Linked DNA regions of Homo sapiens: regions 2 and 3 are each linked to region 1. Evidence: chromatin loops called from intact Hi-C (ENCODE). Cell type or tissue: PC-3. All regions are shown on one strand. Region 1 overlaps LOC105378983 (a long non-coding RNA gene). Region 2 holds the start of LOC124901183 (a long non-coding RNA gene). Region 3 has its middle 120 kb from the start of PLK2.

Region 1 (8,000 bases):
CAAGAATGTTTATTGCAGCACTGCTAACAATAGCAAAGACATAGAATCAACCTAAATACCCATTAATGACAGATTGGATAAAGAAAGTGTGGTACATATACACCATGGAATACCATGCAGCCATAAGAAAGAACAAGATCATGTCTTCTGTGGGAACATGGATGGAGCTGGAGGCTGTTATCCTCAGCAAACTCATACAGGAACAGAAAACCAAATACTGCATATTGTTACTTATAAGTGGGAGCTAAATGATGAGAACTTATGACCATAAAGAAGGAAACAACAGACACTGGAAGGTGGGAGGAGGGAGAGGGGCAGAGAAGGTAACTACTGGGTTCAAAGAAAACCCAACAGTTATATCTGGGTTACAACTGGGTTATCGGCTTAATTCCTTGGTGATGGAATAATCTGTTCAAAAACCCCTGTGACATGAGTTTATCTATGTAACAAACCTGCACATATACCCCCGAATCAAAAATAAAATTTAAAAAACTGAGTTTGGGAGACAGGAACTAGCAACGGTCTTCCTTTACTGACTTGCCTACTCCTAACCTGGTTTATGAGGTAGATGGGTAAACGGAGAAGAGTAAACCTCAAATCAATGTGTGCTCTTCCATTCAGACTTTATTTTTACCATCTTTGCTTAGAACTATGCCAGCCAAGTGATTAAATGCTACAAAAATGTCAGTGGCTACACAGACAGGTCATGAGTCATATTGGGATTAACTGGATTTATCCACAATTTAAAAAATATTGATGTGACTCTAAAAGTATTTTAGGTTTGGCAGGACTTTGGGGGATTCTCTTATTTATTAATTTGTTGATAAGGCTAGTAAAATCAGTGATGAAAAGCAATAAGATATCAATGCAAATATTGACTAAAATATTTAGATCACCAGATTCCAGAGTAACAAATATATTTCTGTATAAAAAAATCCAGTCTAGGAAACCAGTCTACTATGTCACACAATTAATAATGAACAAATAAACAAAATAGTTTGAGCACTTTATCTGTATCAAGCCCTATGCAGTGTGTGTGTGTGTGTATGTGTTTGTGTGTGTGTATTTGATGCATATTTTCTCATTTAAGACATTTACCTTAAGGTAAGCAGCCTATAAAAGTTGTGACCATGGTTCAGCCAAGATGTTCTGACATCAAACGCTAGGCCCTGTCCTCTAACCTGTTCATTTTACCTTGCCTGCTGTTTCTAATAGGCACCTAATTCTTTTCTTTCAGACCATTGACTACCAAGTTGCTAGGCCAGGATTCAAACTCGGGTCTGCCTGCCTCCTGAACCCAAGATTTTGAGCATCACATTGGAGTACACAAAAACATGCTAGAACAGTGCTACTCAAAGTAGCCAGTCCATAACATGTCACTAATCCCCAAGGAAATGAAAGAACTTGGTCCAGAGTATAAATGAACACATTGGTTGCTTTACCGGGAAATGTATGCTATTTAAAAAGGAGTGTCAGCTTACTGGTATAGTTGGCTTAGATTCTGGTCAAGCTTCTTGATTATCTTGTTGCAATGTGTTAGCAAAGGGTTCACAGACAGGTGGCACAGGTTCATGGACAGCATTTGACTAGCAACACACCGGATCACTGTGTGGGTGCCAAATTCATCTGACTAGACTATCCCAAGGAAACTGCAAGCAAAATGTTTCATAAGTCCATACATGCATCATGGCTAACAAATGTTTCACTAAGGAATAAAGACGCTTTCATAGGCATATTTGAAATTTTTGAATGAGCTATATAAATCTTTTAGAATTTTTCATCAAAAGTTGTGTTTCAAAGTGAAGTTAACTTTCTATTTAGAGCACTGAAGTTGATAAGAGTTCTACAATTATACCTTGATTTTGATACTACACTTATAGAAGTTATGATGACTACATTGTTCAACAATTTGGGCCTATGATTTATATAGTTCATGTTAACCATTTTTTTACATATAACCTTGGAAAGCCTGAATAAAGTGCACCCTAGAAGTTCTATAGAAATATATATATATATATATATATATAGCATTAAAATAATAGAAAAGAGGTGGAGACTCAAATGAACAACTACCCATTTCTTCATAACTAACATCTTTAGTAAGATTTTCATAAATTTTTACAAAACTATTTTGAAAAGCATGAGTTTTGCAATGCAATTTGGAGGTCAACAATGTCTTTATCAATGTGTTTTTTTGGTACAATGATATTTACCAACAGTATATGGGGGAAATTTTATTTCCAACATTCTTACAGGTTTTATTTTACTTCCTTTCTGTCCTTTTTTCTTTTCCTCTCTCTTTCTTTAAAAAAAAGTGGTCTACCCAAAGCAAAGTCCAGTGCATTTATAAATTCTAAGAGGCAAAAAAACCATTATTATTTAATTTAATATTCATTGTTTAGCTGGAAGCAATTTCAAGCCCAGTTGAGGTAATAGTTTTTAATACTTCACAGCACATTGAGACTTACATAATTTTAAAAACTGCTGCATGCTGATGTCCACTGATGTCTTAGACTATAATTTTATAACTTTGAATGATATAAAGGTTTACAGTTGCTATTTTTTTGCATATTGCCTATCAGAGGCTTGATTAGGAATGTGATATGAATCTGTCTAATGGAGCAGGAACTATCTGTATGGGGTTAAGCTTTTAACCCAAAAATGTTTACTGAGCACCAATTATGCACAAGTAATTTGAAGTATTGGCCTTGTCTCTGAAAGGTGCTAACAGATAAACAACATCATTCTTCCATTTAGGCCGTAATTCTGTTCAGAAATTAAAGAGCAAAGGTTGTGAATGTCAGTTTTTCTTTCTTTCCTAAAAATCAATAGGTAATTACACTGACCCAAAAGGCAAAATGAATTCACTCTGTGAGTTTACCATTCATAGGACAGGACTTCACATTTACATGCCCATTTAAACATGCCCTGCTACAGTCACTTCTGAACATGTAAGAAGAGCTTCTTTGACATTCTGAAAAAATATTAACTCTAAAAGTTAGAGAGTAAACAATTTTAAGTGTTCAAATAGTACCTTCAAAAAATGATAAATAATTTCAATTTCTCTTTCAGGTAATAACATTGAGATATTGAGGTTCACTGGGAAAAATATTTTTGTTGGCACTTGGCACTTGGAATGCTTATAACATCACATCTTTAGTGGTATTACTTCAGCTATACCCTGTCTCATTGTTTATACAGATAGTGATGCATTTTGGTTAAGAATCTTAATAACAATAATCCTTTATATTTGTACAGTCTTTTTCAGTTCCAGGGCAGTTTAGATTTACCATCATATTAAATTCTTGCAAGGACTCTGTGAGATGACTGTAAGATTATTATTCTCATTGTGCCGTTGGGAAAACTGAAGCTCACAGAGTCCAAAGGCTATGAAGCATGGACTGGAAGCTGCCTGTCTGGGTTCAAATTCTGGCTCCATAGCTTGCCAAATATGTATAATTTGGAGCAAGTTACTTAACTTCTTTTGTATCAGTGTCCTCATCAGAAAATGAGGGTAATAACAGCACCTACCTTACTGGATTGTTATGACAGCTTAGGTTAATGTATGTTAAATACTTAACAGCAGTACCTGGCATATGGTAAATGCTACATGCATTTCAGAAATTGAGCCCAGATTTCTGACTGCATGTCTAGTGTTCCTTTCATTACAATAGTGTTTCAATTATGTCTTGTTACACCACTTCATGTGGTGGTTGACAGGGTACTGAACTAGAGGCAAAAGTACTACTACAGAAGCATATTCTGATGTTGTAGCTTCTACATTTTCCTGAATTAAAAACAATTAGGTAGTAATAATGTTCATGTAAACTATTTAGTAATCCTTCATGTGTACCAGGCTGGGTATCAAGCAAATAACGCATCTTTTACATGTATTATTCTATTCAATCCTCACAGCAGACCTGTTCATCTCCACTTGCAAACAAGGAACTGGAGTCACCAAGAGGTTAAGTTGTGCAGCGAGTCAGAGCATAGTGATAGGCATCAAAAGGGAGTTTCACGTCTGACTTAATATTGGTATCTGTGGAATGAAACAGGAATGTGCTTAATCATATCAAGCGATCTGATACTCAAACCTTTGTCTTCACCAGGGGTCACTGTCCTGGCAGTTACAGCATATTGCAAAACTGAAATCAAAGCTAAAGGCCTTAGAAATTTTTAATCTAAGCAAGAGCTGATTGTGTTTTAGTGGTGGATATCCAGTATAGTTTCCAACAATTGCAAATTGAAAGTAAAGGGAAAGTAAGCTAACAGACTCCTTAAAGTATCCACAGTCTTGGATAAAGCTTTTTTCTTCCAAATCTGCAATTATTCTTTTAAGGATTCAATTTAATTTATTATTTAAATTATTTTTAACATATATTATTTTAAAACTAAATTACATACAAATTTTCTTTTCCCTAATCTAAAGTTAAAATAAATCACTTTGTAATAATAACTGTGTAGAATTATATGAAAACATCATGTCTGTATTTTCAGTGCCTTAAGACACTTGGAATCTTTGGAGAATCTCACGTTCTAATTTTATTGGATTAGATATGCATGGCTTGGTGGCCTCAGAGGACAAGACTTAGGAGTAGCCCCAAAACATAGTCATCAGAAAAAAGAAAGAAAGTGGGGATTATTCTTTTAAGCAATTTAACCCAAAATCCAGGTTCCATGTTGTTCCGGCTTCAGAGTGAAATTTTTGTTCTCATCTAATTTTAAAGTTATACAACAACAGGAATGCTGTTAAGAAAACTCTGAGCATGAACCAAACCCGAGTGACAATACAGAACCCTGTTTTTATAGATGTTTGCCCCTAAAATAATAAAGTATAAAATATAAACTGACAAAATGGAATGCCCAGTCAAATAATATGATGTGACTTTGCATACATTTTATATCTCCTTACATGTCCAAAGGAGACATATTTTGTCAACATACAAATTCTGAGTGGCCTAGGAGGCAAGCCTATTCACAGTAATCCTCCTGGGAAAATAAGAAAGGAAGAGTAAGTACTAACTTTAGTATTAATTAGTTTTTGTGACACCATGGAACTTCCAACTTACAGGCTGGTAGGGATAGGGCACTCTGTCTCTATAGCATTGCAAAAACTGCTTTTCCTTCCATTTCTGCTTCAGATCACATGTTCTGGCTCAGCAGGGGCTAACGAGATGGAGGGAGCAGAATCTCTGTCTCTCCCTCTCAGATATTCTGATAAAGCCCTACTCCTGTCAGTTGGAGATCAGGTGTGGAGTTTCTGTTGGGTAATAATTTCCAATTTTAGTTATCTAGAGTTTAATAGCTATTGTTTTAAGTTATTGTTTTAAAGAAATAAAAATCACTGGTATATTTTAAAGCATCTTAATTAGTAGCCATGTATTATTTTCAATAGCTGATAAACAATTAGGCTTTAAACATTAAACATCAAATCATTAAGAAATTCAGTTGAAGTAATCAGAACTAATATTGATGAAGAGGAGTATGACTGACTAGGAGGGCATTCATTTTTCCCCCAAAATCACACTGGGTAAATATGGTAACAGATGAATAAGGCCACACACAAACATCAACTTAGTCACTGTATAAGCATGCCATTTAAAGTGATTTTTAAGCTGACCATCACCTAATTTGGGTAACTACATTTCTAGGTTCTACCTGGACTCCTCTGATGTGTGTGCCAAGACAGACAACACTTTCATAAGCACATTATAGACTCAAACAAACAGAAGTGACAAAATGTGCAGAAGGACATTGTAAATTATTCTACAGGGGACAGCTTCATGTCTAGATAATTGTTTTCCTCCTTCTTAGTATTTGTTGCTAATCATGAGAATAATTGTCCAATTCACCTACTGTGTCTTCTCACAATTACTATTCAATGCATTTTTCAGATATTTTAAGACGTTCTCAAAACTGTGGAGCAAATCATACAAATGGGGTAATACACATGAAAACAGGTACTTCCCTTGCCCCGCTCATACATTTGATCTCTTCTTTCCTGGCTGCTTGCAGATTGAGTTCACAGAAACATATGGGGATAAAGGAAGAAGGCTGATTTTTAAAGAAGCAGATTAGAACCCTTCCCACGCTTGGATGTCATCCTCCTCAAAGTAGATTAATGTTCTCTACTCCATTTCTGTTTTCTTCTCTCTGGTTTTACTGTATTTTTTTTTCTTTTATTGCATTGGCAAAATCTGCAAAATTAAAAACTTGTCCTTTAAGGGTAAACATACACAGAGAGTCTTTTTCATCTGCTTAAGTTCTAAGTCAGCAGAATTTAATTTCCCTGAGCAAAATAGTTCCCTGACTGTGTCTTGTTAATTACTAAAGTGTTCCTTCCCTAAATTTGTTTTCATTCTTGTATCTCCTTTGAGTTTCTCTCAGGAAGAAGTACCCAATCAATCTCAGGGTCAGTGGCTGGGGGTGCCATGGCCTTGCACCTAATGCTGTTTCCATATCTATTGAACCCTCGTTTTGACAGGACGTTGGCTACCGAGTTCTCCTTTTGCATCTCTTTCCTCTCTTCTCCTGGGTCCACATCCTCCAATCACAATGACCCCCATCAGTTTCAAAGGTTCCATGATCCTTTGCCTTTCTGACATTATGATTTCCTCTGTTAAGTAATTTTTTTCTTTTGTAGCATTTTTTACAATTTGAAATTGTGTATTTACTTTGTGATTATTTGCTTAATGTTCATTTCCCTCACCAGACTAAGCTCCATGAGGTGGGGGCTTGATCTATATCATACATGTTTGTAATACCATGCTTTGCATAGCCAGGCACAGAATAGGCTCTCAGTATCCTGGGAATGAATACAAGCATGTCCAGAATTCTTTACCAATCATAACAAAGTGCCAGTGTCACACAATTTGCATTTACATAAAACAATCAGATCGTTTTCAGCTTCTATCGGTTATATTTCAGAATGGGAGTCTCTGATTACATTTCAGGAGATTTTCCTAGGTTTATCGGTGAGCTCTGCCAAAATTGTCTCAAAAACTACGTTTGTAATTTATAATTCTCATGGGAAGCACACAGACAAGGAAAAGAGCCTGAAATAGAGAATATAGTTAGTTTATGTTGAATCTATGCATTCTATTTCAGAAAGTAATGTTTTCCCTGCCTTAGAATCTGAAGGTTCATTCATTTATCCAATAAATAATTATTGAGTGACTTTTATATGCCCAACATTGCCCAAGGCCCTGAAGATTAGGCAGTGAACCAGGCATGGCCAAAAGTCTTCTATTGCACAACTAACTACAAATCATTCCCCAAGCTACCCTCTCCACCCTCACCCACCAGCACAGACAATCAGTCCATTTATCTCATCGTTCACTCTGGATCTTTCAATGAAGTGGAAGAGAAGAAAGACTGCTTATGAAGAAAGTAAAGAATTTTGAATTTTTTGAGATATATGGAATATAGAAAAATATAGATTTCACCAGCAATTGGGGTTGGAAATAATAGGCTAGTAGATTTAAAAAAAAAAATCCTTAAATATTAAAATGACAACAAACATATCCTGGAACAGTGGTTCTTAACTGGGGGTTACTGTTTGGGATATATCATAATCACCCGGACTGTTCTCTTCCCCCTGCCCCAAATGCAGCCCCATTTGGTCACATACAGACTCCACTTCAGAGTGTATTGCCCTACACAATGATGTATTTTGGGTGATAAGTTCTGCACTTATTAAACAAATGATCAGAACTTCTATTCTCCACTATTATGCTGAGAATAAATCATGAAGCTGTTGATTCTTAATCACATATCTACTTTGCTTTATCACTTTTTGCAATTCTAGATTGTGTGGCCATTATCCTGTGGGGAGAGATGAAAATATGTTTCATACATGATGCAGTCAGTCAAAGAATCTTTTTTATAAACCTCTTTGTCATATTTATAGAGGCGAATGCTCAAGAAGTAAATGTTTTTCCAGTTACATGAACAAAACAGTTAATTCATTTCACTTTCTTTTCAAGGTGAAATTAGTGAAT
Region 2 (8,000 bases), 120 kb before region 1:
AGGTCTGAAAACTTGACTTTCGTTCTATTCAATGTTGACTAGATTCAGAGAAACTGATTTGTTCTTACTATATTCACAAAACACTAACGTATAAAATTTCCAATGTATTATTTTTAAACTGTTAAATAGACCAAAACATTGTGTTGGCCTTTTCTCCCTTGAAAATAGTTAAACAGGTTGAAAAATCATCAAGTTTGTTCAGTAAACTAGATTATTTAATGGATACTGCCTTTAAGCTACAGAGAGCTGGAGGCATACATCTCCACTGTAGGGAGATAACCATCATGAAATCATGATTGTCCATGTTAGGTGTTAAGACATTCTCTCTCCGAACGGTGTGAGGTCACAGATTCCTGTGATTTCATTTACCCTTCTGTATACTCCATGCAAAATTTCTGCCTTTTTCCTCTCACACTCTTCTTATTTCTCTTAACACCATTGTTTAGGCTACGGTTTCTGTCCCCTTCTGTCAAGTCTTGATTAGATTTCTGGAGCTGCTCTTCCTGCTTTGTCTAATGGGACATCCTGTTCCTTGGTTTACTGTTGCTCAAATTGTGTTGCTTGTAATATCAGTATCACAACCATTTGAGATGCTAATTTAAAAATGTAGACTCATGGGATCCCCACCAGAAATACTAAATCAGAATCTCTGATTTGGGGCCTGAGAACCTAGATTTTAAGAAAATAACTACATGATATGTATAAATACCATGAGATAACTTCTGCAGAAGGTTCATTTCATTTGTCATGTATCACCTGTCCTGGTTTAAACCTGAAGAAGTTATCTTATTTCCAAAACCCAGGGTGGTTTTTAAGATGGCACCTATATACTGAGTAGAGTAACAAGTTGGCTCAAGTTAAAAGTAAAAGGAATTATAAAATCTGGCCACTAGTAGTTCAAGTGATGGGCAAAATTAATCCACATTTTTAAGTGACAAAAAATATTATAATAGAAAACAAAATAGTATAATGCTTTAGTGAGTTTTGAAAATAAAGGCCTGAAGAAAAGAGAAATGTAAAAAAGGAGGCTTTGACTATGTAACACTAAAAATAGGGGAAAAAATCATCCAGGGCTTTTAGTGGGTTTAACATCTGGTTTTTGTTATAGCATGGTTGATTTGATTATCTCTGATATATAATATGGCTGCAAAAACATGAAGAATCGAAAAATGATCATCTTTGAGACTCCACAATGACAGGGGCAGAGCCAGCTTTATTTAAGGAAAGGGGCCTGCATTGGGACCGAGAAAGGGACCATCTCCATGGTTTGTTTAAGGCTAATTCAATGGCCTGCAACAAATAACAAAATAATTAAAAATTATTTTTTAAAGACGTAGTCTTTAATCGACTTGCTCCATAAAATCCTACTTTGGGATATGTTAGTGTTGTCAATGGAAGACGACCATCTTGAGAAGTCAGCAAATATCAAGAGGTATTTATTAGCTTGGGAAAGAAAAAGTTGAGCTTTTCATTAATCTTAGTTGGGAAGTACCTGAGTGATGTCTGCACACAGGCTAATGGGTAGCTCTTAACCATTTCCCTGGAGAACAGTAGAGGAAGAAGGCTTTGCATTGCAGCAGGGCCTTGTACCAGCTCAAAGGAAATGCTTCTAACCTGAAAGGGTAGTGAGAGGTTGTTAACAGGAAACATTTCTCTGTATCTTTCTAGAGATCTTCAGAAATGGATCTGAAACCCTCTAAGAATGGATCTGAAACCCTGCAAGAATAAACAAACCATTGTTTTGTGTCTTTCTTTCCCCTGCCTCATTCCCAGGTAACAGATTTGGGAAATATACTAGGTCACCCTCAGACTACAATTGCTTTTTTATTTTCTCCAACCTTCCAGATTGGTGTTAGCGTCCTCATTAAGCAGGTCAGAGTACTGTTAACACCTAGTATGGTCCTACTTACCAATCTTGCTGGATTGGTTATTATATAGTGAATTTGCAACAAAACAAAACCAAAAAACACTTATGCTTATTGAAAAGTAGGAAAAATTATATTTTTTACTCGTATTTCTCTTCTTTTATCTTAGTTTATTTTATTGAGACAGGATCTTGCTCTGTTTTACAGGCTGAAGTGCAGTCACCCAAACATAGCTCACTGCAGCCTTGATCACTTTGGTTCAAGTGATCCTCCTGTCTCAGCTTCCCGAGTAGCTGAGACCACAGACATAGGTCATGATACCAGGCTAAATCTCCTAATTTTAACTATAATAACTTTAAAACAAAACAGAAAATTTAGTTTAAGGCTGTGAATTGTAACATTTTAGGTATTCATGGAGACTTTATTGAGATACATTAAAGCATGGTAAGCTCTAATGAGAAATATATCTAGATAACATTTTCTTAAAAAGTGTAGCCAAATTATGGCTGATTGCCTGGGTTTTTCTCCTGTACATCAGTTTCTTAATCTTGCATTACAACCTAAATTATCTGGGCCTGGAAGTATCTTAGCAGGTTCTCAAGCGATTCTTAGAAAATACTTGTGCAGCAGTCTCTTCTAGACAAATTCAGACAGCAACGGTGTAAGTTTTTATGATGCGGTGGATTAATTAGGTTTAGAATAATTTCTTGCCTCCAAAGTAAGCAATAGCATCCTCAGTAGTTGCGAGGACTCCTTTTCCCACACGGACAAGTTCACCATGAAATCTGAAAGTTAGGTGCTGCTTGGCAGTGTGCTACACTTTATGTGTCGGTGACCAGGAGTCACAGATGGGATGAGCACACTGGGATTCTGGAAGGCAAAGAGAGAAAGCCCGAAGTTAAGCAAACAGTTTCTACACTGTCACAGCCACATGGTAGCCTCTTTCGAAGTAAAGAAAAAAAAAATTCACCTATTTAGACCATTTTAGAATTGAAGGTTGTCAATTTTATTATTTAAGAACGTTATGAAAATATTTCATGAGTCACTGTACCATACCCAGAATCAGATGCCTGGATACACAATTAGAGAAATTAATTGCACTCTTTCTAAATTAAAATTACTTTTACATATGCCAGGTGACACGGCTCCACCTCATTCAAATGTTCCTCCAACTTTCCTGGCTTACCTTAGTAGAAAAATACATTCCAAAATTTCAGGACATAGTTATAACTAAGAGATCTTACCAACATACAAACGGCAGTGTGCCCGGAATTGGTGGGTTCTTGGTCTCACTGACCTCAAAAATGAGGACGTGGACCCTCGCGGTGAGTGTTACAGTTCTTCAAGGTGATGTGTCCAGAGTTTGTTCCTTCTGATGTTCATACACGTTCAGAGTTTCTTACTTCTGGTGGGTTCGTAGCCTCGCTGGCTTCAGAAGAGAAACTGCAGACCTTCAAGGTGAGTGGTACAGCTCTTAAGGCAGGCGCGTCTGGAGTTGTTCATTCCTCCTGGTGGGTTCGTGGTTTCACTGGCCTCAGGGGTGAAGCTACAGACCTTCACGGTGAGTGTTACAACTCATAAAGGCAGGGCAGACTCAAAAACTCAGCAACAGCGAGATTTATTACAAAGAGCAAAACAACAAAGGCTCTACATTGTGGAAGGGAACCCCAACAGGTTGCTACTACTGGCTCGGGCAGCCTGCTTTTATTCCTTTATCTGGCCCCACCCACATCCTGCTGATTGGTCCATTTTACTTAGAGCTGATTGGTCTGTTTTACAGAGAGCTGATTGGTCTGTTTTGACAGGGTGCTGATTGGTGCATTTACAATCCCTGAGCTAGACACAAAAGTTCTCCAGGTCCCCACTAGATTAGCTAGACACAGAGCACTGATTGGTGCATTTATAAACCTTGAGCTAGACACAGGGTGCTGATTGGTGTATTTACAAACCTTGAGCTAGACACAGAGTACTGATTGGTGTATTTACAATCCCTTAGGTAGACATAAAGATTCTCCAAGTCCCCACTAGACTCAGGAGCCCAGCTGGCTTCACCTAGTGGATCCCACACCGGGGCACAGACGGAGCTGCCAGCCAGTCCCCCGCCATGTGCCCCCACTCCTCAGCCTTTGGGCGTCAGTGGGACCGGGTGCCACAGAGCAGGGGGCAGCGCTTGTCGGGGAGGCTCCGCTGGGCAGCAGCCCCCAGCGGTGGGGAGGCTCAGGCATGGCAGGCTGCAGGTCCCAAGCTCTGCCCTGCGGGGAGGCAGCTGAGGCCCAGCGAGAATTCGAGCACAGTGCCGGCGGGCCAGCACTGCTGGGGGACCTGGTGCACCCTCTGCAGCTGCTGGCCTGGCTGCCGCGGCCAGCCCGGCTGCCCCCAGTGCGGGGCCCACAGAGCCCACACCCACCCGGAACTTGTGTTGGCCCGCGAGCACCATGCGCAGCCTCCATTCCCGCCTGCGCCTCTCCCTCCACACCTGCCTGGAAGCCGAGGGAGCTGGCTCTGACCTTGGCCAGCCCAGAGAGGGGATCTCATAGTGCAACGGCGGGCTAAAGGGCTCCTCCAGCGTGGCCAGAGTGGGTGCCAGGCGGAGGAGGCACCAAGAGCGAGCAAGGGCTGCCAGCACGCTGTCACCTCTCAGTAGTACAGTCCTTATAGATGATATAAAGTAGAAAGCCCTTTAGTTGAGCTTTGGAAAGAAACACCAAGCCCCAGATAAGGTTGGCTTGAAGACAAACTATGACTTTGGCAATTTTGTTTTTCATTTTCATAACTTCTGTTTTATTGGATCAAGAAGCTCTTTTGTGGGTTCATTTCAATGATGTGCCTGTCAGTTTAATCCAAGCATAAGTAAATTTAGTCAAATAATCAGTTGGAATTGATTTAAATGGATTGACAGGTGGTTTTGAGGTCTTCAGATTATTACCTCTGAGGCTATTTACTCTACGTGTGTGTGTGTGTGTGTGTGTGTGTTCTAAAGCCAGGAATGTGGCCCAAGGGGAAGAACACAGAATGGTAACTATAAGAGAAAGAATATTACTTTGTGTAAATATAGGTGAGGCCAATGCAAACATGACAGGCCAAATGTAATCCTGTGTGATGGAAATTTATTTTTTAAGTTCCAAGTCGGTAAAATTATTTTCACACAAAAAGATTGAATCAGATCCTTTTGTAGTTTACGAGCATGATGATTGAGTGTTCACACACGGATGTGATATGTGCCACCCTCAAACCTTGTTACGACTTCAGCTTATTACCCAACTGACCTGAAGAAAGGGAAAGAAAAGGAAAGACTGACTCTTATTTAAATAACAGTATTGATACTTGACACTGTTAATTTCCTTATCATATTCTTAGGAGTATCTATTCATAACAATATGAAAGACATTGCTTTGACTTATATTCTCAAGCATTTCTTATGTTTGGTAGGTAAGAAAGTATATTCAATTATATCTCAAACTGAGATATAGTAGTATCCCTGCCTTCATCAGAAACTGTGTGAAAATAAGTAGTCAACATTTTGTACTGTTTAGGATATTGTGTGCTTATTTAGTGGTTTGACTTCAAATACATTTACAGGTAATGTAGAGTGGCTGCCTTCGCAAAGACGGGAGGGAAAGGCTGTCAGAGAGAGGTACAAGGAGAACAATAACCACAGAGATGGTTTATTCCTTGTTCAGAATATTAGGTATAGACTAGTTCATTATAGTACCTTAAATCACATCATATGTCTAAGATATTTAATGATAATCATTCAAGTACTTCACAGCCTGAAAAGTCTTCATGCACTTCCCTATAAAGATGGCTCCAAAATATATTTGAACACATTTTAAAAGTAAGTTGTTTATTGAATCTTCAGTTTTTACTACCTCTCCGCTCTATCTCAAAAGGTGACGTTCCCTAAAGCTTGCAGGTTGCCATAAATTACTGAGCTTTGGAGAAAAGTAATGAACTCATTTGTTTTGTTTTTGCTTTTCAACTTTACAGCAACCTTGAAAATAAATGAAAACTATCAGGATGTTTAGTTTAGGAAATTTTCATGGACTTTATATAAACTGCAGTAAGTCATTAAAAATAAGAGAAAAGCCAATGGGAAAAAAACTAATGTGATAGTGATAACTGAACCGTGATCTCCTAATTGCAGCTGTATATTATATCTACCTATAGCTACATGGCAACATAATATATTTATATCAATAAATTAGCAGCAAATTCCTAATGCTCTTCTTTATTGTTTCCCTCATACTACCTTCTTAAACCTCTTGGTCAAACTGCTAATTATTAGATTTTTTTCACCTTCTGCATGTATCTACAAAACATCTTCCTCTAATTGATTAATGGCAAGTCACTACATTTATCAGCTTACTCTTTCTGACGTCTGATAGGATTAAGCCTGAAGGGTGTCAAGGAAGCAGGAGGGAAAAGTATTCAGATCATACCTTCATTTGCATTCCTTTTAAGTACAGGAGAGTTTACAAAGCATTTATTCTATTACAGCTATCAATTTGCTATTTATATAGGTGTCCTGAGAGCCAGATGGTATCAGGTTAGAGGTTGGTCCTATCATTTCAGGAGCAACCTCCACTTCTGAAGTCACAGGCCCCAAGAACAATGACCAAGGTCGCCCTCCACAGCAGGGCTGTGCTTTTCTTTGAGGAGAGATAGCCCTTCAATGCTGAGAAACCCAGCTTCCAGGAACTGCAGGCCTCAGCCCAGGCACTGTCTTTCACGTAGTCCTGCAGAGAACAATTGTGTGAAGCACGGTGACCTCAGAAGCCCAAAGCCTGGCAGGCTATTTATGAATGCAGCGTGCTCAGAAAATGGGTTCAGGATGAGGAAACCCTATCAGAGCCCAATTTAGCTCCCACTCTGCCTGTGAGAGCATCCTATGAGAAAACAAGGGTAAATATAGCAATAACCAGGTTGCATGTTGTGCTTCTGAGAGCAGAAATGAGAGATCTTCAGAGAAATTTTAGCCAGACAAGTAGGATTCTCGGAGCATTTGTTGTGGAGCTAGATTATCGAGGTGTTTTTCTATTGGCCTTTTATCTTTTTTGAGGGAGTTGAAAATCTGGTCAATGAATTCCCACTTTTACGTAAGAAAACATTTTACAATGAATATGGGATAAATAACATTGCTCATCTTTGAAATATGATGGCCCCATTGTTATTTCCAGAGCAATCTAAATAGATAAAATAGTTTCTTTCCAAGCAGGTCGGCCACTTTGGGCTAATGCAGCTTATCATCTGTGAGAATTAGGCCTGGCCTGAAAATGCCCTCAGCAGGATTCAGTATAGTTTTCCTTATGTTATATAGTCATGTTAGTAATAACGACAGAGGACACCCCGTCCCAGGTGTCAATCACCTAGTGGAAGAAGAACAAGAGCTTCCTCAAAAGAATGCAGCAGCTAACGCAGAATGCTGTAAGACTCCAGCTTCACTGCTTTGAAACCTCCTGCAGATTCTTTTGTTCTTCACACACGATATATTTCACTCTTCAAATAGCTCCATGCTGTTTAATATCCAGAGTTCCTTTCATGAACTGTCACATGCTTAGGTTGACACAGACGCTAACTTAATTAAAGCCTCAGGGAGCACATGTATTATCCACTATAACTGGCCCTTCATTGGAAGGAAAATGGCATTTAGCAGCAGTTGTGGGCTGTGATAACCAACAAAGTGAAAGTAAGAAGAATACTGCAAGTGGAAAATGCTACAACCTTACAGAAAAGCAACACAACTGCGTGAAGCAGGGGCTGCCAAGGAAGTCATAATGTTGAGCCAATAATTCTTGTGGAGTTTTTCATAAGCAAATAGTAAAAACCCAAAGCTATAAGGACACAATTGCTCATTGCAATGACTGATATCCCAATCCCCAAAGAACAGAAAACAAAATCTCTTTAATTATAAATTTGCATATTGGGAATCTCAGTCTGGTCATTGACTCAAATATATTTTAATTTTAAAAAGCATGTATTTATACACATATACATTTGAAAACATGAGCTATGTTCTAGCAGTTCAAAGGCATTTGCCAAGACGTTTCCAATAATCTTGATGTAATTCCCTATTGTGCGCTTAAAAGATTATAAAACTTCCATTGAGCTTTTCTGTATTAAAACGAAACAACTCCA
Region 3 (8,000 bases), 150 kb after region 1:
AATGACACCCTCAGGAGGTTAACAATGAAATTGTCGAGATCAAATTTCAAAATAATTAAAATGGGTCATTCTAAAATAAGTGAATTTTTTCCCCATTGGTCTTCAGTATTTTTCCTTGTACTAGACTTATGTTTTGACCTAATAAACTTTGTCCATGCATAATATTTGAAATTAACCCTTTGGGTTATCCCTGCATACAGCTAACTGAAACATCCTGTCTTATTTTATATCAACAGCTTCATAACCCATGAGTGTGTCAAGCGTTATGCTTGATTAGAGATACAAAGATCAACTGTACTCTTTTTCCAAGAGTTTCCAGTCTACTGAAAACAAATGTGTCATCAGTGCCAATCTGACATCACAGCAATAATGTACAGGGTATCTAGGGACTTCCAATAGAAGCACCAACCCAGATTGATCATGACTATCCAAGTTTCCAGGGAGATGGATCTCTCCCTAAATGAAATAAGTCATACAGAGACAGGCAAACACTGCATTATCTCACTTATGTGTGGAATCTAAAAATGTTGAACTCATAGAAACAGGATAGAGGGTGGTTGTCAGGGCCTGCAGAGGTGGGGAAATGAGGAGATGTTCATCAAAAGATGCTAACTTTTGGTTATAAGATGAATATTTTCTGGAGATCTAATTTATAGCATGGTAACTGTAGGTAACAATATTGTATAGTGCACTTGAAATTTGCTAAGAAAGTAGATCTTAAATTTTCTCACCACACACACACAAAGGTATTAGATGAGGTGACAGATATGTTCACTAACTTGATGGTGGTAATCATTTTATATTATATACACATACCAAATCATCACATTGTACATCTTAAATTTGTACAATTTTATTTGTCAATTATACCTGAATAATGCTGGGGAGAAAACAAACACGAACAAAAATCTTTGATGATAAATAATTATGAACTGGACGGGGAGTATAGACAAAATTTGCAAAGGACATTTACATTAGATGGCAAAGGTGTTTCATCTAATGTTTAACTACCTTGGACAGTTTGGGTTTTGTCCCCCTTCTTTATCTTTGCTCTATTTTGCTTTGAAGGAAAGGGACATCTTAATCTAATTGAGTACTTCCTATTTTGGTCTTTCTCTAATCTCTGAATTGTTGGCTTGTTTTCTTTAATGACAAACACTATGAACTATCCTCTAGATAGTGTTCCTGTTAGAGGTGGAAACTTTTATTTCCACTTCAATCCACCCTTCTGTCATAATATTGTCACCAGTAAAGGGTCGTGGCCACAAGTTGTCCAGGTTCTTGCTATTTTGAAGAAAGAATTGGACAAAACACCAAGCAAAGCAAAGAAAGAATGAAGCAACAAAAGAACGAAAGCAGGGATTTATTAAAAACGAAAGTACACTCCACAGTGTGGGAGCGACCTGAGCAGCAGTTCAGGAGCCTGGATACAGAATCTTCTTGGGTTCAAATACCCTCTAGAACTTTCCCATTGGCCACTTCATGCTCACCTCATGTAAATGAAGTGGTAGCCTGCAAGCAGTCTGATTGGTTGCAGAAAGCAGCCAACCAGAGGCTGAAGTGAAGTTACAAAGATCACACTCCTGTGTAAACATCTGATTGGTTGCAGAAAGCAACCAATCAGAGGCTAGGGTGAAGTTACAAAGTTATACTTTTATGCAAATGAAGACTCCACCCTCAAACAGTCTGATTAGTTGCACACAGTCAATTTCCTATCTGCTGGGCAGAAAAGGTCAAAGGGGGTGGCCTCTGGTCCTTTTGTTACTCAGGTGTGGAAAGTTAGGGTTTTCCTTTCAATTTAGTTATCGGAAGTCGGCGTGAAACAGGCTTACGATCCCTGCCTCCAGACCCTATTCTCCTGCCTCAATATCACCTTAAGTTCTCTTCATCTTTGTCAAGACTAGTACATAAGAGGACAATATAGTGCAGTGGTCAATGGCATGGTTTAAAAAGGCAAACTGCAGTGATTACCAAGTCTGCTACTGTTATCTATATTTTCTTGGAAAAAATATATAACTGCTTCACGACTAATTTCCTATGCATAAGAAAATAAAAGTGATAATAATACTGGTTTCATAAGATTAACACAAATATCCAGTAACCTATTATGTAGAAGAGATGGCCGGAGCTGCACTAAACATATTGCAACAAACTACAAAGGACAGGTCAAGAGCATCAGAGCAACTTCGGCCCTGATATTCCTGAGCTACTGGGCTGGCTCTGGATTACTTTTGTGTATAATGTTCAATGTGTAAGAGGAAAACAGCAAAAACAAAAATAAAACTCTATCTTGTTTGAGGCTACTTTACATAGGTTTTTTTTCTGTTACATACAGTTAAACTTAGCTCCTAACCAATAAAGTATCTATCGAAAGTCAAAATCCCTCTCAAATACCAACTCCTGTATAATGTTCCCTCTCCAGCTTATCAAAGCTATGTTTTAAAACATATTTGGGGAATGTGCATGAGTATTGTTATCTCCCATCTTTTATTTTTATGTAGTCATACTCACAGGGACTCTGTTGGCATGAAGTATACAACTTTATCCAATAGAAAGAATGCTTGATTATTCCAGAGGGCCTGATGCCATATTTCTGAGAGGCCATGACAATGTATCCCTTTGCAAACAAGAATGAATTGTTTCCCTCTGAGTAACAGTGGTGATACAAATAGCAGAATAGATAAAAAGGTAACAAGAAATTATCAGATTCATTCACCTGCAGTCTGCCAGATGAGTACTTAAAGCCCTTGGAAATTGGCAAGTCTGTAACTGACTATCCAGGCATTGCCTGAACTTTGGGGTAAAGTGGAGGAGAGTAAGAGTAGTGCGGGTGGGGTCAGAGGTCATCATCCAAATCAATCAAAAGGGGAAAATACCTGGAAAAGTGCATGTGGGAGATTTTAATAGGCAGGCATGGAAATGGCCCACCTCACTTGCTTCATTCACATGGCCACATCTATGCTTACAGGGACTTGAGGAATAAAGTCTTGTGTCTCCATCATAAAATGGAAATAAATTTTGATGAAAAACTAACACTTTCTGTCACATGGTTTCCGTTTTCCCATGGCACGAAAGCACTCACTCATTAATTCAATAAATGTTTATAGAGTTCTTACCTTTATTGCTTATCATCTAGTTTGGGAGAAACACTATACAATTATAATTGAGGTAAATACAGAGAGAAAAAGTACAGAGCACCATCAGAGTGTATTACAGGATATCTGACTTAGAGTGAGGGATGAGGTGAAGCATCCCTGAGAAGGGGACATGAGAGCTGCCAGCTGAAAAATTAATGCACTTGAACAATCACATCCTGATAGTTGTCATGAAACAGTTCCTTCCTTCCTCCCTCCCTCCCTCCCTCCCTCCCTCCCTCCCTCCCTTCCTTCCTTCCTTCCTTCCCTCCTTCCTTAGAATTATCTCTGTGGTTTGTAGTAAAGGAGAAGTGACATCCATAACTTAGTGCAATGGGTAAATATTTATATCCCCCATTACATGAATCCTATTATATAGCTTTATAACAGGTAACCAATGTATGCACAAACCTGGTACCCTGCCTCATGTTTCAACCAACCACTGTAAAAACAACAACAACAAAATAGTTGGGTTTTAAGCTCTTTTAGAAACAGAGTTGGGAGTCAGGGTACCTGACTGATGTAATGAGGATTATTGGAAAGAGTCAGAGGGAAATAAGGAAGCATTGAAAACTTTCAAAGCAATATTGCCCAGTTTTATGGAAAATGGGATAATGATTTAAAACACAATAGACAGCCTCCCTAGTCTGCCTTCCACATGACTCTTCTCTCAATTTTTATTTCTCTCTCTGTTTCTACTCAAGCTCCTCTTGCCAACACTCTTATCCCCTTTTCTCTACTCCTTGCTTCTTTCTTACCCACTGCCTCTACTGACACATAGATTCTGATTGTCACTTTCTTTCCCTGTGCTTGGCTTTTGAATTATTTTAGTGCCTGTGTCTGCTGATTCTTCTACTACCACTATCTATTTGTATGTTTTATAGTTGTTGGCCCTAATAAACAAGAGGTTTGGAAACATTAGTCATTGTTCCCTGGCCAGCCTATAGGTGGCTACCTTAGATGCAACAGCAAGTCTCTGGTCAAATAAATTGTGCATGGCCAGGGTGCAAAGCATGCCTGTGACTCTTCATAAAAAGTATGGGAACTCTTTTTTATTTCTGGTCAAGATGTATCAGATTATTTATTCTTCTGTGTGAAGTAATAAATCAGGCACAATATATAAAATCATTTTTAGATATTGAATAACAGTCAGTGAAGGACAGTCATCAGTGAAAGAGGGGAAACAAATAAGTGAGTTCTATAATCAACAGGCCACAGTCAAAGGCAGAGTTTGGTGGTCTCTTTCCCTGGGGACACGGAGCTGGGAGTATGAGGGAATTGGGGGCACCTAGGGTTTACATGAATGAGAACTGATTGCCTCAATATTGGGGCAAATTAGCCATAGACTAAAGATCTAGTCCTACCTTACAAAATTTAAAAACAAAACATTAAAAAATTAAACTGTTTTTATATAACTGCATCCCTGAAAAAAAGTTTAAGAATATAAAAGAATACAGAGATATCTAGCACTCAGCAGAGTAACATTTATAATGTTTGGTCTCCAATAAAAAATTATCAGATATGCAAAGAAGCAGAAAAATACAACTCATAATGAGCAGATAAATGAGTCATAAAACAGTCTCATAAAAAACCACAGGTTGCCTGTAATCCCAGCACTTTGGGAGGCCGAGGCGGGTGGATCATGAGGTCAGGAGATCGAGACCATCCTGGCTAACAAGGTGAAACCCCGTCTCTACTAAAAATACAAAAAATTAGCCGGGCGCGGTGGCGGGCGCCTGTAGTCCCAGCTACTCGGGAGGCTGAGGCAGGAGAATGGCGTGAACCCGGGAAGCGGAGCTTGCAGTGAGCCGAGATTGCGCCACTGCAGTCCGCAGTCCGACCTGGGCGACAGAGCGAGACTCCGTCTCAAAAAAAAAAAAAAAAAAAAAAAAAAAAAAAAAAAAAAACCACAGGTTACAGAATTAATAAACAAGTTAAAAGTTATTATTACCGTATGCCACATGTTCTAGATAAGAGGGAGCATTTAAGTAGAGACAAGGAAGGTATAAAAAAGGTTCAAATGAAACTTCAATAAATGAAAACTATAATATCTGAGATTAAAATATGATAATGACCTTGAATAATAAAACACTGATTAACTTGAAGACATAGTGATAGAAACTATTTAAAATAAAATACACAGTTAAAAAAAGATGAAAAAAACAAATAAGCAGAGCATCTGTTGATTATGAGATATCTTCAAACAACCAAATATTTTCCTGTCATGGGAACCCCCACTGGAGAAGTTGTGACAGAAAAATATTTGAAGAATTAATGGCCAAGAAATGTCTAGATGTGATAGAAACTTTAAAGCTGCAGATCCAAGAAGCTTAAAAAGCCCCAAGCACAAAAGACATTAGAGAAAACTATACCAAAGCAAATCATAATTAAATTGTTCAAAATAAGAATAAAGAGAAAATCTTAAAAGCAGCTTGAGAAAAAAAGATACATCACATAAAAAAACAAAGATAGGAATGATGGTTGATCACATAAAAAAATAAAGATAGGAATGATGGTTGATTTATCATCGGAGGCAGTGCAAGTCAGAAGACAGTGGAGCAAAGTCTTTAAATTACTAGGGGAAAAATGACAACCTGGAATTCTATATCCAGTAAAAATATCAAAAATAAAGGGAAAATAACTTTTTCAAACGTGATAAAGCTTAAAAAATTTGTCAACAAACCTGAAGGATGGCTTTCAGGCAGAAGGAAAATGATACCAGATGGAAGTATGAAGGAATGGTGTACGAAGGAATGGTGTACAAAGGAACGAAGAGTGCCAGAAACTGTTAACACGTGGATAAATATAAATGACTCTTCCCACATCTCTCTTCCCTAGATGTGCTTATTGCTCCAAAATAGATATTTCTCAAGGAAAGCACTCCTTTCTGTATATCCCAGTTAAATGATAGTCTCTCTATCCCATTGGTTTGTTTTTTAAAAATCAGTTATAATTATGTGAAATATTTTATTTAATCATGTATTTTCAAAAGTTGTTCATGGAGTTAGGAACACTTTCTATTCTGTTGAACTGTTTCTCTGGGTCCTGAAACAATGTGCATGTCAACAAAAACACTGGTAGGTGGGAAGATGGGAGGAAGGGAGGGAGAAAAGGAGGGAGAAAGGGAATTCACAATGTGGCATAATAACCAACTGGCATTTAAATCTCCTGGGTGTGTTTTAATTTTAAAATGAAAGTTAAATTTTAGAAATCTGGACCTATTAAAATTTGTGGGGGAGATAAAGGTATTTCCAAACCTCTTGTTCATTAGGGCCAACGACTATAAGACATACAAATAGATAGTGGTAGTAGAAAAATCAGCAGACACAGGCACTAAAATAATTCAAAAGCCAAGCGCAGGGAAAGAAACTGACAATGAGAATCATCCAGTTTGATCTTCAGCTCTAGGATGCTAGTTTAAATGCAGAATCCTGGGCTCTATACCAGACCAAATAAATCAGCCTCTCTGGAGGCCAAGCCCCAGTTTCTGAATGGCCACTCAGCAATCTTGATGCACACTAAAGTTTGCATTTGGATTCTAGAAAATGATTAAAATAAATTGACCAGTGATCCATAAAACTCCATCACTGGAACCCTTAGAGTCTATGTCATTGATAACATTGAAATGACATCAGCATGTAAACAGAACATTATAGCTTAATTTTAAGTGATATGACTCCTCCTAACTTACTGTGTCATTGCTGTGGACAAGTGAGAAAGTTTTCTCTGCAGGTCCATCCAGAAATTATTCCAGAACTAAAGTTATACTCTGGATAAATCACACAAAAGACTTTAGAAACTAAGGTGAGGAATGGCCTCCTATCTAGCCCTCTTGAAAAGAGAAAACTGAATAAGAAAATGCCTTTCTAAAAGCAAAAAAAGTGACAATTGCCACAAGATCTCTTAGTGCTACATATGTTAAATTTTGGAGTTGGCTTTGTACCTGACCCCCGGGCATTTGCACTGGCTCCAAGAACAATAACTACTTCCTGCCAACTATTAGTTCCAGGGACCTAGGACAGTTTGTTGTTGGTTTTGTTTTTTTTTCTTTTTCCTTACTTTTCTAATTAAAGAACTGGAAAGACTACAAATGAGATTGATTTCCTTTAAAACTCACATAATGCACTCCAATTCCAAAAGCCACTCTCTGACAGTGACAGGAACTGGCTTGTCAGTCCTGAGATTTCTCTGTGAGCATCTCTTTGTTTTTAACTAGCGGAGTAGAGACCTGGGGAAAGAGGAAGGATCTAATAACTGTTTATAGACCAACAAATCTGTTCCTACATGTGCCCACCACTCTACAGTTTTTTTATTAACCTTTATGCCACATTCTTAGAGAAGTTCTTCAGGTTATAATTATTACACTGTGCTTGTATGCCTAGCTTTTAAACAACAAAAAAAAAATTTAAAGCTTCTTTTTGACAATACACAAACATTATTGGCAGAATTACTTAAACATAAAGTGCTTTTCTAAAGGCCAGCAATATAAAATGATGTCTTATTTCATTGGGGTAGGCAGGAAGACTACCAAATATTGGCAAGTATATGGAACAAGATCCTTTTTGAAAGCTGCATCTCAGTCATGCCTCTTGCTTCAGGAGAAAAACAATGAAACCTTTGTGGTATGTTAACATCTCACTTACCAAAGGACTTAAGCCAAAAGAAAACAAAATGAACCTAAGATCTCTCTACATTTTTTGACCTTAATAACTAAAGCAGAGTTGAATATACTACAGATCATCCACTTAAACATGATGTAGATCTCATTGGTCATACACTTTGGTTGCTGAAAGAAAGACTGAGATTATAGAAACTTTTCTTGCCTTCAATGATTAAAGCAATCATTGAGAATCAAAAAACTTAAAT

Evidence for each region. Hi-C counts contacts between places; a loop is a spot of excess contacts. Peaks named below come from ENCODE experiments on the same cell type or tissue, not always from the same donor. Only the 100,000 strongest peaks of a DNase experiment are listed, where the experiment ranks them.
Region 2: a loop joins it to region 1, with 4 times the contacts of the local background. A loop is called at or near these places in 3 of 110 quality-filtered maps.
Region 3: it touches region 1 in a loop (5-fold over the local background); 2 of 110 quality-filtered maps call a loop at or near these places.

The regions. Positions count from the first base shown.
Region 1 is chr5:58,184,403-58,192,402 of GRCh38, forward strand. LOC105378983 (a long non-coding RNA gene) reads right to left here. Exons shown (of 4, transcript XR_948350.2): 4 at 2,303-4,039. Among named protein-coding and RNA genes, the nearest start is that of LINC02101, 66 kb to the left of the region's middle. In PC-3, a CTCF peak has its summit at 4,093 (motif pointing right); DNase peaks (open chromatin) are centred at 659 and 4,039; H3K4me3 peaks cover 617 bases; H3K27ac peaks cover 5,169 bases.
Region 2 is chr5:58,065,160-58,073,159 of GRCh38, forward strand. It overlaps LOC124901183 (a long non-coding RNA gene), which reads right to left and starts at 3,545. Exons shown (of 2, transcript XR_007059134.1): 1 at 3,110-3,545; 2 at 1,194-2,735. LOC124901202 (small nucleolar RNA U13) reads left to right here and starts at 5,029; the gene lies at 5,029-5,132. RefSeq lists an enhancer at 2,650-3,849. In PC-3, no CTCF peak of the experiment used is centred here; a DNase peak (open chromatin) is centred at 4,942; H3K27ac peaks cover 1,787 bases.
Region 3 is chr5:58,331,637-58,339,636 of GRCh38, forward strand. No RefSeq gene overlaps it. Among named protein-coding and RNA genes, the nearest start is that of PLK2, 120 kb to the right of the region's middle. In PC-3, a CTCF peak has its summit at 4,110; no DNase peak of the experiment used is centred here; H3K27ac peaks cover 3,027 bases.